Regions from separate parts of the Homo sapiens genome. Here region 2 is linked to region 1. The links are chromatin contacts, found by Hi-C or POLR2A ChIA-PET in ENCODE. All regions are on one chromosome and are shown on one strand. The core of a region is the stretch at or near the end of the contact, and the rest is flanking DNA. Distances in the headings are between cores, read along the strand shown. Region 1 overlaps CTLA4 (cytotoxic T-lymphocyte associated protein 4). Region 2 overlaps ICOS (inducible T cell costimulator).

Region 1 (5,766 bases), core at 1,913-4,412:
GAGAGACAGAGGAAGAGACACAGACAGAGTTGCCTAAGCAGTGATTCTCAAAACTTGATGGGTATAAGAAGCACTGGGAAGATTTTTGGAAATACAAACTCCTGGCCCCACCACTCAAAGATTCTGATTCAACGCATCTGGGAATAAGTGTGAATTGGTGTTTTTAGTAAGTGACCCAGTGGATTCAGTTACAGGTGGTCCCTGACCACACTGAGAATCACTGCAAAAGACAATAACAGGATGTGGAGGTCAAAAATAGGAAACCTTAAGTGGAAACCAAATGTGCTGAGACTATACATTGGTTAAGCAAGAATCACAGAGGGCTTAGTGTGCCAGGCCTAGGTGTGCCAGCTGATAGCAACATAGGACCACAGGTGTGTGTTTTCCCCACATTTGCAAAATAGTTCATTTGGAAGCCACAGGGAAAAGCTCTATATTTCAGGAAGGCAGATCAAAATGGCTGCAAGGGACGTGGTTGCCAACATTGGGGTTGCCATGACAACTGTAATGCCTGTGATAGTTGAGCTGAGAAAGCAGGCGGTAAGAAAGGGGAGGTGAAGAACCTGTGTTAAACAGCATGCCAATTGATTTATAAAGGACTGCTATGTCTGTGTTAACCCACGTTATATCCCAAATAGTGGTGAAGAAATCAAAAGGAAAGAGGATGGATACCTTCCAAGAATGACTTGCAGGTAATGGCTGGTGCAAAGCTGACTCATGAAGCATTATTTGTCCTTTTGTGGTTTTTCAGTTTGTTTCCAGTATTTCTAATATTGGAGACTCCACCAGATACTGAATGAATCAATCAAAAATTTGAACACAATATTCAAATGCAAGGATGATAAAGACAACTCCGGAAAACGACCACCACAGATTTTTATTTAATTAAAAATATTATACATGTTGTTGCATTTTCATGGAAAATATTGAGTTAAAAACACAAGCAGTGTTAATTTTCAGAAACCTTCATGCACCCCATTCTGCCACCTGCTGCCTTCTTCTGTCCATGGCATTAACCACATGTTTGTAAGAATTGGGCCCATCGAACTGGAGCTTCCTAGAAGGTCATACCTGTGGGTCTCCTGGAGTAAGCCATTGTCTTCAAGACAGTGTTCTGTCAAGTCAACTCAGATACCACCAGCTGTGGCTTCCTTGCAAACCATTGAAAGGAACTGGTGTAAAAGCCCCAAAGCACATGTCAACACCAACTCAGCACAATTCCACGCAATCAAGCACTGCTATGACCTCATCCAGTTTCCAAGCTAGTTAGCAAATGACCTTGTGTTCTACCTGGTGTATTAGTGTCCTGAGCTCCTCCACAAAACTTCCCTGGGACCCAAGGTGGAAAGACACTGCCATATAGTGTTTATATTCAAACCATTAACAAATACACAAAAACATACGTGGCTCTATGCACAATACTATCAAATTAAAATATATATATATATATATATATATATATATATATATATATATATATATATATATATGTATATATGCAATACAACCTTTAGCATCACTGGCTAAAACATAGCCATGTGAGTATTTTTGAAGCCTTGATGTAATCATACATTTGTTTAAGAAATAAAAGGCATAAAATTTAACTTGAAAAGATCATTTCGGCTATAAACGTCTCATACGTAAATATAAGGTGTGTACAATATAGTCTTCTCCCTCGCTCCCTGCCTTTTCCTTCTTTGGGCTGTGCCATTCCCTAACTTAATTCCTTGACCCACATCATAATGCTGCATCCCCATATTAATCCCAAGTGATGCTTTCACTGAAAGTGGAGCTGATGTGACAGAAACATCCCAGCTCTGTCTTTCTACTCCTTTGCTTTAAATTGTAGTACACGTAATTTGGGTTCCGCATCCAACTTTATATTAAAGAGAGATGAATTCCCCCCAAATGCACAAACAAATAAAAATAGCTGGATAGCAAAAAAGTTAGAATTGCCTCAGCTCTTGGAAATTGAAATATGGACTCTCTTCTTCATAATGGTTTCTCAATTGATGGGAATAAAATAAGGCTGAAATTGCTTTTCACATTCTGGCTCTGTTGGGGGCATTTTCACATAGACCCCTGTTGTAAGAGGGCTTCTTTTCTTTAGCTGTCAAACACAAAAAGAAACAGTAATTACTACTGAGGAATACGGAAGCCACTTCTAACCATAATAGAACTCAACACATATTGGGTCCCTAGCTGGTTAAAAATGAATGTTCACAGCATACAGAATTATAAACCTCAGGAGATTTTCTTGATTCAGCTATTAAAATTTATTTTAGATAAATAACTGTGATTTTGATGTTAAATGGCAATCATTTGCCTTGAATGGAAGATAGGAGAAAGAGACTTTGAGAAAGCTTCAGAAAGAACACCCAGAAAGCCTATGATAATTGATCAATCTTGTCTGCAAGGGAACAAGCTTGATAAGATAATAAGCTTTAGTTATCCTGTTTGAGAGCTGTATTTCTCATCCCCACTGCTGAACCTACAGCAAAGGACATCTCTGTCAGGTTGGGTAGAGGATGTTGGAATAGAGTATATCTTTGTGTATGTGTATAAGAGACAGAGAGGGAGAAAGAGAGAGAGAGAAAGAGCGAGAAGAAGGAAGAGGAAGAGAAGAAGGGAGAGAGGGAGAAGGGAGAGTTTGTAATGGCAAAGCTGGCCTTAGGCAGAGGTGTCTGAGAGGGACTGTCAAAAAGAAATCCTGACAGGAGGCCTGATTCCATAATTCTACCTCTTCTACCACCAATACCAACACCTGTGATAAATAAAAACTGGGACTTTCACTTCCTGGCTGAAGGGGAAGGCAAAACGTCCCAGTCAAGCAAACTGGATAACAGGGATAGGTGTCATGTGAGCAGCTACAGCTTCGACAAGGAAGGCACCAGAGTGGCACCCAGAGGTGACTTCCAGGTGATGGAGAGGGACATGGAGAAGGAGAATAAAGACCATCCAAGTGGTCCTCTCTAGCAGCATTCTGCCCAGCCTAATCTCATGTTTCAGGGCTGTTAGCTTAAGTACAGTTGTCATGAAGACAAAGAGCAAAACAGCTGCCCCATGTTATTGCAACGGTTACTCAAATTGAAACCCTGCTCAGAAGCACATGAACATTCAATGTCAAACAAATTCATCTAAAATATTAGTCATTCTGAAACCTCAAATGCCAATGCCTACGGTTCTAGTGCGTTCTTTACCACTGTCCTTCCTCTTCATTTATTGCCTCATCTCATCTCAAGAACACTAAACTCAACATCATCTTTTGGCCAGTTGATACCACTAAAGGTATCCCCATCAGACATGGTGCACCATCAGCACCACACTCACCATTTTGCTCAAAGAAACAGCTGTGAGGAGAAAGCTATAAAAAAACAACCCCGAACTAACTGCTGCAAGGATCCAGAGGAGGAAGTCAGAATCTGGGCACGGTTCTGGATCTGCAACAGAAAACAAAGCAGAGCCTCCCTGAGACAGTTTTAAACTCTAGGGCTCTACTCCCCAACATTGGTGAAAAAAGGACATTAGAGCTTCCAGGCCTTGAGGTCCACCCCTAAATTGCATGGGTAGCCCACCAATAGGTTTGGCTATTTGGGACTACTTCCCCAGGAGCATCATATCATATCAAAAGTACAGATCAAACGTCATGATGGTTAGCACTCCAGAGCGAGAGCCCCAACTTCCCCAAATCATTTTATTTTACAGTCAGAATGCTATTAAGGTTGCCACCCACAATAAGCAAGGCTACCATGTGGTACAGAACTCTTAAAGAGAATGTCCACAGTCCTAAAAGTAAACCTCCTGAAATTAAGGAACAAAACTGTTTTTGTGCATAGAAGACTGCAATGCAACAGGTGTCAACTCAGTGAAATGGCTTTGCTCACCAATTACATAAATCTGGGTTCCGTTGCCTATGCCCAGGTAGTATGGCGGTGGGTACATGAGCTCCACCTTGCAGATGTAGAGTCCCGTGTCCATGGCCCTCAGTCCTTGGATAGTGAGGTTCACTTGATTTCCACTGGAGGTGCCCGTGCAGATGGAATCATCTAGGAAGGTCAACTCATTCCCCATCATGTAGGTTGCCGCACAGACTTCAGTCACCTGGCTGTCAGCCTGCCGAAGCACTGTCACCCGGACCTCAGTGGCTTTGCCTGGAGATGCATACTCACACACAAAGCTGGCGATGCCTCGGCTGCTGGCCAGTACCACAGCAGGCTGGGCCACGTGCATTGCTAGCATGGAAAAGCCAAAGGGAACTCAGTGAACTCATGCTCCTTCATGGCCAAGCCCAGGCAAGCCCTTCTGCCTTCTAGCTTCATCCCCACGGCCTTTTCTCCCCCCTTCAACGAATCTATCACTTACCCCTTCCCCTCTCCACACCCCCAGCCTCCCCTCCATCTCTCAACTGTTTTCCAGCTACTCTCCATAAAGATATTTTCTTACTGAGAAATAGATTCTTCAAGATGGTTGTGGCAGGAAGAACACTGATATGACAAACAGAAGACCTGGCTCTACCATGAAATATGTGATTTGGGGCAAGTCACACTTCCCCCATGTCCTTCATTTTTTTCACATATAGTAAGAGATAATTAGATGAGATGATATGTTCTCTGGTATTCTAAGGTTATGATAGAATGATAGGAGCTATATAGCTCCGGAACTATAATGAGTGGTAGGGGAAATTCTGAAGGTTGAGGTACAGAATCTTGCTTTATCTCTCAAAGTATATGTCAAAAACTTCTGCCTACTTAGTGAGCTGGCCCTGAACCTCTGTCACCCAGGAGTAGCTGTGTCTTGATGCACTGTACCAGCCTCCGCCTTCCCTGGCATTGTTGTAGAGTGGAAGATGTTGTTAGATGAAGGAAGCCACAGAGCCGAGGGCACCAGGTCGCTTCCTCTCTAGGTTGAGGCAACCCTGCTGTTAACTCCTGTGGGCTTCCCCTGACACCACCGCTGCCTCTCTGCCCTTTATTTCTCCTTCCCTTGAACACTCCCATGCTCCTTTGTTCTCTTTTCCCACAGGATAAAGGAGACCAGCTCTCCATACAGAGAGGCTTGCATCAACTCAAAAATAGTGGCTGCATGCCAAATTACCTTCCTGTAACTAACCAGGCCCCTCTCCAGTCAGTCTGACAAGTGAAACTCAAAACTTGTGTTGCATGATGTCACTCATCTGCTCAATCCCTTTGACACTTTACTAACACTGATCGCAAAAACAAATACAATAAATAACATTCAATGAGTCCCCCATGATCCAATTCCAATCTATCACTCTGGTCTGAATTTCTAGGACACACTTTCCTGCTTATAAATCACCCTATATTAGAGACACTAGTCCCTTCCACCAAGCCACTTGCACGGGACATCTGTCCTCAGAAGAGAAAACAGTTTGGCAGCAGCCATTGTCATGTCTATTCCAGCAGCTCTAGCTAGCTAGACTACAGCTTCCTTCCCTAACCCTCACCTCTGCCTATCAGAGATGCCCTCTGAGCATCCTTAGCACTGTGATAACTCCATTGCAGTAGTTCATTACTTTCTGCTCTGTATTAAAGTTATTTGTGAGCTAATCATATCTCCTCACTCTTTTACTTGTGGTTCATGAACTCCTGTGAGCAGTGATTATAGCCCACCCAAGTGAGCACTCAATAATCTTTATTGTATTGACTCTAAGCTTAAGAAATCCTAAATGTCCTGCCCTCTCCCCAAGCAAGCTCACACTCATCACCACTAAATGCGGTCACACTCAACTTTCCAGTATTGGGAGGG
Region 2 (5,766 bases), core at 1,273-3,772, 80 kb before region 1:
CTGCTCATTGCCTTCTCTTTCTTTTTGTTTTATTTTCCTTTTTAATATGACAAATTTTCATGCTGAAATTGTTTGGGAAAATTATTAGTATGCTGGTTTTTTCCTAAGTTTTGAAATCTTGGTCTTTGTTTTTGAGAAAACTATGTAAGTGTAAAAAAATTTTAAGGAAAAAAATTACCTAGTTCTACAGTGAAATAGAAATACTATTTGTATATTTTTGCTCTTTATCTTGCAAAAACATACTTATTATTTATAGCAAACATGTTATTTTGTGTTCTGCTATTGTTATTTTATGTCATAAACATTTCATTTTTAGTCATCATAATTATCCTTTTTAATGACTATATTATTGGCCAAAATGTTAATCTATCATAATTTGTTAAAACTAAAATACTAACGTTGGATATTGGGATTATTTTCAGCATTTTGCTTTTATGTAAATATTATGACATTTGGTCAAAATGTTTAAAAGTTATAATACTATGTATTGCCATTTTGCTTTCTGAAATTTGTAACAGGATTAGCATTATGCAGGAGGGGCTATTTGTCACACCTCTACTTACACTAGTTGCCTTAATTTTATTTAAGATACACAATTACTTATTTTCTTAATGACCCTGGGCTTCAATTTATATTTTCCCTATATATCTTCAATTTGGGTGATTTGATTGTGAAAATAAGCACAAGTGTTCTAGTCTTCAGTTATAGCAGTCCCTATTATTCAAACTAATTCTCACGCCAAAACAACCAAAAATGTTGAACAAATGTCCAAAAATATTATTAAAAGCATTAAAGAATGACACAAAGGAGGAGAAATTACCAGGCTAAATTTGAAGAGAGAACCAGAACCCCGAGAGACAGGCAAAGCTTGGAAGCTGCTTTTACTCGGAAAGCATTGCTGTTCTTTCAAATTCAAACTTTTGTTTTTATGTCTCAACTCCCAGAATCTGCAGAGTGAGTGATCTAGCAGAAAACCCTCTCCCCAATAAATTGGGACCCCAAAGAGTTACATTCTTGGAGCACAGGTAAAGAAATAAACCAGACCTCATTCAGATTAGATGGTCCAGAAAAATCTTCTGGACTTCAATGGTTAGAAAACCTCAATCCTTGAATTTTCTTTAAGGAGATTTGCATTATTATTACCCTTCAGCTTTTGAAAGTAAAAATGCAAACTATTACAAGAAGAAAAGGTTTACATCCTAGGCCTCAAAAAATTTCATACAAATAATATTCACATTCAATGGCAAACACATCACAAAAATAATGAGACATACAAGAAAACAAGGGAACAACAGAAACAACAAACTACAAAAACAAACTCATGATTTATATACCTGAATTATCAGGTCCCCAAAATAAAGTAATTAAGCTTATTATGTTTAAGCAAATAAGAGAAAAACTTGTAATAATATCTGTAGTACACAGGAAAATTTAAGTCAACTAATTTGAAAAAGAACCTACAAGAATCGGCCAAAAAAATGCACTGAGATTTAAAACTCAATAGATAAGTTTAATATATATTAGACAGAGTTAAAGAGAAAATTGGTGAACCAGCAGATAGGTTGGAAAAATTAGTTAGAACCCAGTCACACTCCACAGATTCAAGAATCCCAACAATTCACAAGCATATTTTTTAAAAGTATGCACACCTAGATGTATCTTAGTGAAAATCCTAAAAGCAGCCAGAGAAAAGAGACTGATTACCTTCCAAGGAGCAACTATTAGACTGTTTCAACATCAACAATAAAAGCCCTGATACAGTGGAATTATAACATATACCTCCAATGTGCTAAAAGAAACATCTGTCAATATAGAGCACATTGTCTAGAAAGATAGTGAAGGTATATGTAATTTGAAACTTTTCTAAGTGAAGTATACATGTTTTGATTTCTTCCATAATTACTAAAAAATAGAAATAGTTAATATAATCTGAATTAGTATCACAAAATTCAGCCTAATGGTTTTGTCTAAAGAGGGAGAAAGAGTTGGAATCAGAAGGAAATAGGGGTGCTGACAGTCTTGTATTTCTTGACCTGTGGTGATTATGAGGGTAAGATAGTATGCTTTAGCATTATTCATTAAATTATACATTTTTTTCACTTTTCTATATGTATGTTTTGTTTTATAATAACAAGTATGTTTAAAAGCATACAGAAGGAAAATAATACTTGCTTCGTTTTAAAAACTGGAAGGAACAATATTATCCAGAGGCAAAGAAAAAAAAACTGTTGGCATGAGAACAGGTGCAGTCTACATTAGATTAAAACGTAGGGTATTTTGCTTGGGGCTTTATTTGTCTGACAGTAAAATATGTTGCCCCACTGTTGCTTTGATGCGTATGTCTCTACCGTCTGCTGCAGAAGATAAAATCAGTGGACGGGTTCTCAGTTCCTTTAGAAATGTTCACAAAAAATTTCCCAGAGACTTTAGAATGGCAGCAAGTAAACCACAATGATCTTGGAGCCAAAGCGTCTGTGGTCACCATGTATACACAGACATAGACGCATTGTCTTCTACTTCCGAAGATGATTTTCTCAGCAGATTTTTCCCCCATTGTGCCCGCACTGTGGCAAACACAAGAGGACATGAATGGTTGGCGGTGCAGTGTGGTGGAAGTGCATTGCAGTGGATCCCAAGGAAACCAGAGGCAAATTCTGGCTCTGCCACTAGCAAGGCTCTGTGGCTAGGGTACCCCTGTGGAATTCAGCCTCCTCATCCGTGAAATGAAGAAGTGAAACAAAAACATCTTAATGTTATTTCTAACACCTGCTTTCTCTGGATTCAGCATCAGAATATATCCAGATAAGACTGCAAACAACTGAGAGAGCTAATTCTTTGCTGTTGGGTAAGTCTTCCAAAGGGAAAACAATGTTCCTGTTAACCACTTTCTGTCTCAATATCATAATGGGCTATTCCAGAAAGTCAGAATAAATTAAAATAAAGGAGACTGTCTTTCTTGCCCACAAAAGTATTTAGGTAGGACCAGGAATGCCGTGCCTCAATTTTTCTTGAATGGCATGTTGAGAGTGTGTGCCACTGACATCAGCTGAAGATTTCAGAGTGTCATTTCTATTGGACACTCTTTTTTTTTTTTTTGAGATGGAGTCTTGTTCTGTCACCAGCAGGCTAGAGTGCAGTGGTGCAATCTCAGCTCACTGCAACCTCTGCCTCCTAGGTTCAAGCGATTCTGCTGCCTCAGCTTCCCAAGTAGCTGGGACTACAGTCACATGCCACCATGCTCAGCTAATTTTTGTATTTTTAGTAGAGACAGGGTTTCACCGTGTTGGCCAGGATGGTCTCCATCTCTTTACCTCACGATCCGCCCACCTTGGCCTCCCAAAGTGCTGGGATTATAAGCGTGAGCCACCGCACCTGGCCTGGACGCTCTTAATTACTCATTTTTTTATCTTTAACTTAAAAACTACCTGGATCGCCTATTTATTATGAAATGTAGTGATCAGAAGGCTGACTTAGGTTTCCACATATCCAGTGTTTAAACTTTCCATCTGGAAAACCGCTTGACAGCTCTAAGTCTGCAGTTCGAATGTTTTTAACTATAGCATTTAATTAATTATTTCATAACTATTTTGGCAGATATAGAACAGATATGCTTGCTATAGCTTGAATGTTTGTCCCCCTCTGACTGACACTCATATTGAAAATTAATCCCCAGTGTAATAGAATTGGGAGGTGGGGCCTTTAAGAGATGATTGGCAGAACCCCCATGAATAGCTTAATCCAATTCATGGGTTAATGGGTTAACAGATTAATAGGTTATCACAGGAGTGGGTTAATTATCATGAGAGTTAGTATGTTATAAACAGCCAGATTGGCTGTCTCTCAAGAACCTCCTCATCATGTAATCCTCTGTACTGCCTTGGGCCTCTGATGAGTGTCCCCACCAGAAAGAAGGCCCTCACCAGATTTCGCCCCTAGGCCTCAGCCTAGACCTAGGCCCCTAGACCCCTAGACTTAGGCCCCAGCCTCCAGAACTGTAAGAAATACATTTCTTTTCTTTATAAATTACCCAGTCTCCGGTATTCAGTGATAGCAACAGAAAATGGACTAAGACAATGCTCAAATGACAAATTACAAATTCTTCTTAGCCTTTGGTAACATTTGAAAATAGTATTAAAGGAGACTGCCCCTTATAACCATGACTAAAGCATTTAATGGATAGACAATTTAAGGAAGATCTGAATACGTTAGTTTCTTATAACTGCAAAAGCATCTAGGATCTTTTCTCCATCCTTCTTGGATGTTCTTATCTCCAAGTCTAATACTCAGCCTGGAATGCTGGTATGATAGATAGCACCACTTTTATAGATAGTGTCTGCTCTGATTGGTAAGGTGTCAAATCTATTTGGTCAATTCTGTTGCCATACCAGTAGTTAAAAATTGTCAGTGTTCCCCTTACCAATCTCTCTCTTCTTGTTCTTTCTTCCTTTTTCTCATGTTTGCCTTTTCTTCCCATACCACCTTTAATATAAAATCTTCTCCAAAACATCCTCTCTCATACTATCTTTGATATGCTCCTCATGCTTCCTAACATACCATTTCCATTGCTAATAAATTTCATCAACACTTCATGTTTCAGGCATCCTATAAATACCCTCAGCTTTACACTTTTTGTTTCCTGTAACATGATTCAACCTCTTCTCAGCATCATACACAGTCAGATCTGGTGACCTCTTTTGTGTACATACAGACAACTGAAGGCCCAGACAGATTAAATTATTTGCCCGAGGTCACACAGCTTCCTGGGTGCATGAAAGATTTTTGGTTCAATCCACAGTCAAAGTGTCACTAGCAACAATCAACAGAAGTATAATAGAAGCAGGCAACCACAGGAAGCTAGACAGTGGTCACTAACAACTGAGTGTTACAGGACCAGTGCTAAAAATCTGTGAGCAGGAAGAACGCCTAATTTCCAGCACCTCTGTTTTATGTCCAACAGAATCTATCCACTTCTCCTCCATCTCAGCTTCAACTGGTCCAAACCATTGTCATCTCTCTCTGGGACTACAAGAGCTTCTGCTTTTACTCCTGCCCATTTACAATCCATTCTCCACAGAGAAACCAGAATGACCTTCTTACATGCATAATCCAATAGAGTCATTGTTCTGCTTATAAAACCTCCAGGTGCTTCTCATTCCACTTACAGTAAAATCTAAGTTCTTACCCTGGTTTCCCATGACTTGCATGACCTCTCCTACCTCTCCCCATTTTATACCAGTCACACACTACACCACAGTCACACTGCCCTTCTTTCTGTTCCTCAAACACACAAAGCAGGTTCCCAGGGCTTTTAATTTCTCATTTCTCCACCTAGAACATTCTCTCTGATTTTCACATGGCTGCTTCTTTGTCATCGTTCAAGAGTAATGACACTTCTTCAGTGACCACTGGCCACCCAATCTAAAGAATATATCCAGGTCATTATCTAGTACATTAACTGACATAAAGCATTTATCACTGTCTGAAATTATCTGGTTTATCTGATTGTTTTCTTCTTTATTGTCTGGCTACTCCACTCTAAGCTTTAAAACCAGGGACCTTGTTGGTCTTATTCACAAATCCATCCCAAGTATCTACAATAATACCTGGTGTGTTGTAAGCTGCAATCAGTATTTATTGGATGGATGAAAGCATGGTTGGATGGGCGAACAAATGAATATATAGACGGTGACATTTTAAATCTGAGGAGATGAAGCACAGGATTTATAATATAAGAGCCAAAAGGGCTTCTAGAAATGACAAGTTAAA

Evidence for each region. A loop is a pair of places that touch in the nucleus more often than their neighbours do. ChIA-PET counts read pairs that join two places held with the same protein, here RNA polymerase II (POLR2A). Pooled maps may share reads with other maps.
Region 2: a map with no recorded cell type shows a loop between it and region 1 (5-fold over the local background). The contact joins two enhancer-like sites. A Hi-C loop is called at or near these places in 1 of 37 single-sample maps with no recorded cell type and 4 of 50 pooled maps. POLR2A ChIA-PET finds 5 or more read pairs at or near these places in 9 of 52 experiments (CD4-positive, alpha-beta T cell, activated CD4-positive, alpha-beta T cell, activated CD4-positive, alpha-beta memory T cell and 3 more).

The regions. Positions count from the first base shown.
Region 1 is chr2:203,869,052-203,874,817 of GRCh38, reverse strand. CTLA4 (cytotoxic T-lymphocyte associated protein 4) reads right to left here. Exons shown (of 4, transcript NM_005214.5): 2 at 3,885-4,232; 3 at 3,331-3,440; 4 at 853-2,110. The coding sequence ends at 2,006. Among named protein-coding and RNA genes, the nearest start is that of CTLA4, 4.2 kb to the right of the region's middle. RefSeq lists a silencer at 2,945-3,034 and an enhancer at 3,255-3,364. Within about 2 kb of position 3,162, at least 2 of the 41 ENCODE cell types and tissues checked have a DNase peak (open chromatin) inside an H3K27ac peak, as active enhancers do; they include CD4-positive, alpha-beta T cell, where a contact is called at or near this core.
Region 2 is chr2:203,948,392-203,954,157 of GRCh38, reverse strand. All of the region lies in intron 1 of ICOS (inducible T cell costimulator), which reads right to left. Among named protein-coding and RNA genes, the nearest start is that of ICOS, 15 kb to the right of the region's middle. Within about 2 kb of position 2,522, at least 2 of the 41 ENCODE cell types and tissues checked have a DNase peak (open chromatin) inside an H3K27ac peak, as active enhancers do; they include CD4-positive, alpha-beta T cell, where a contact is called at or near this core.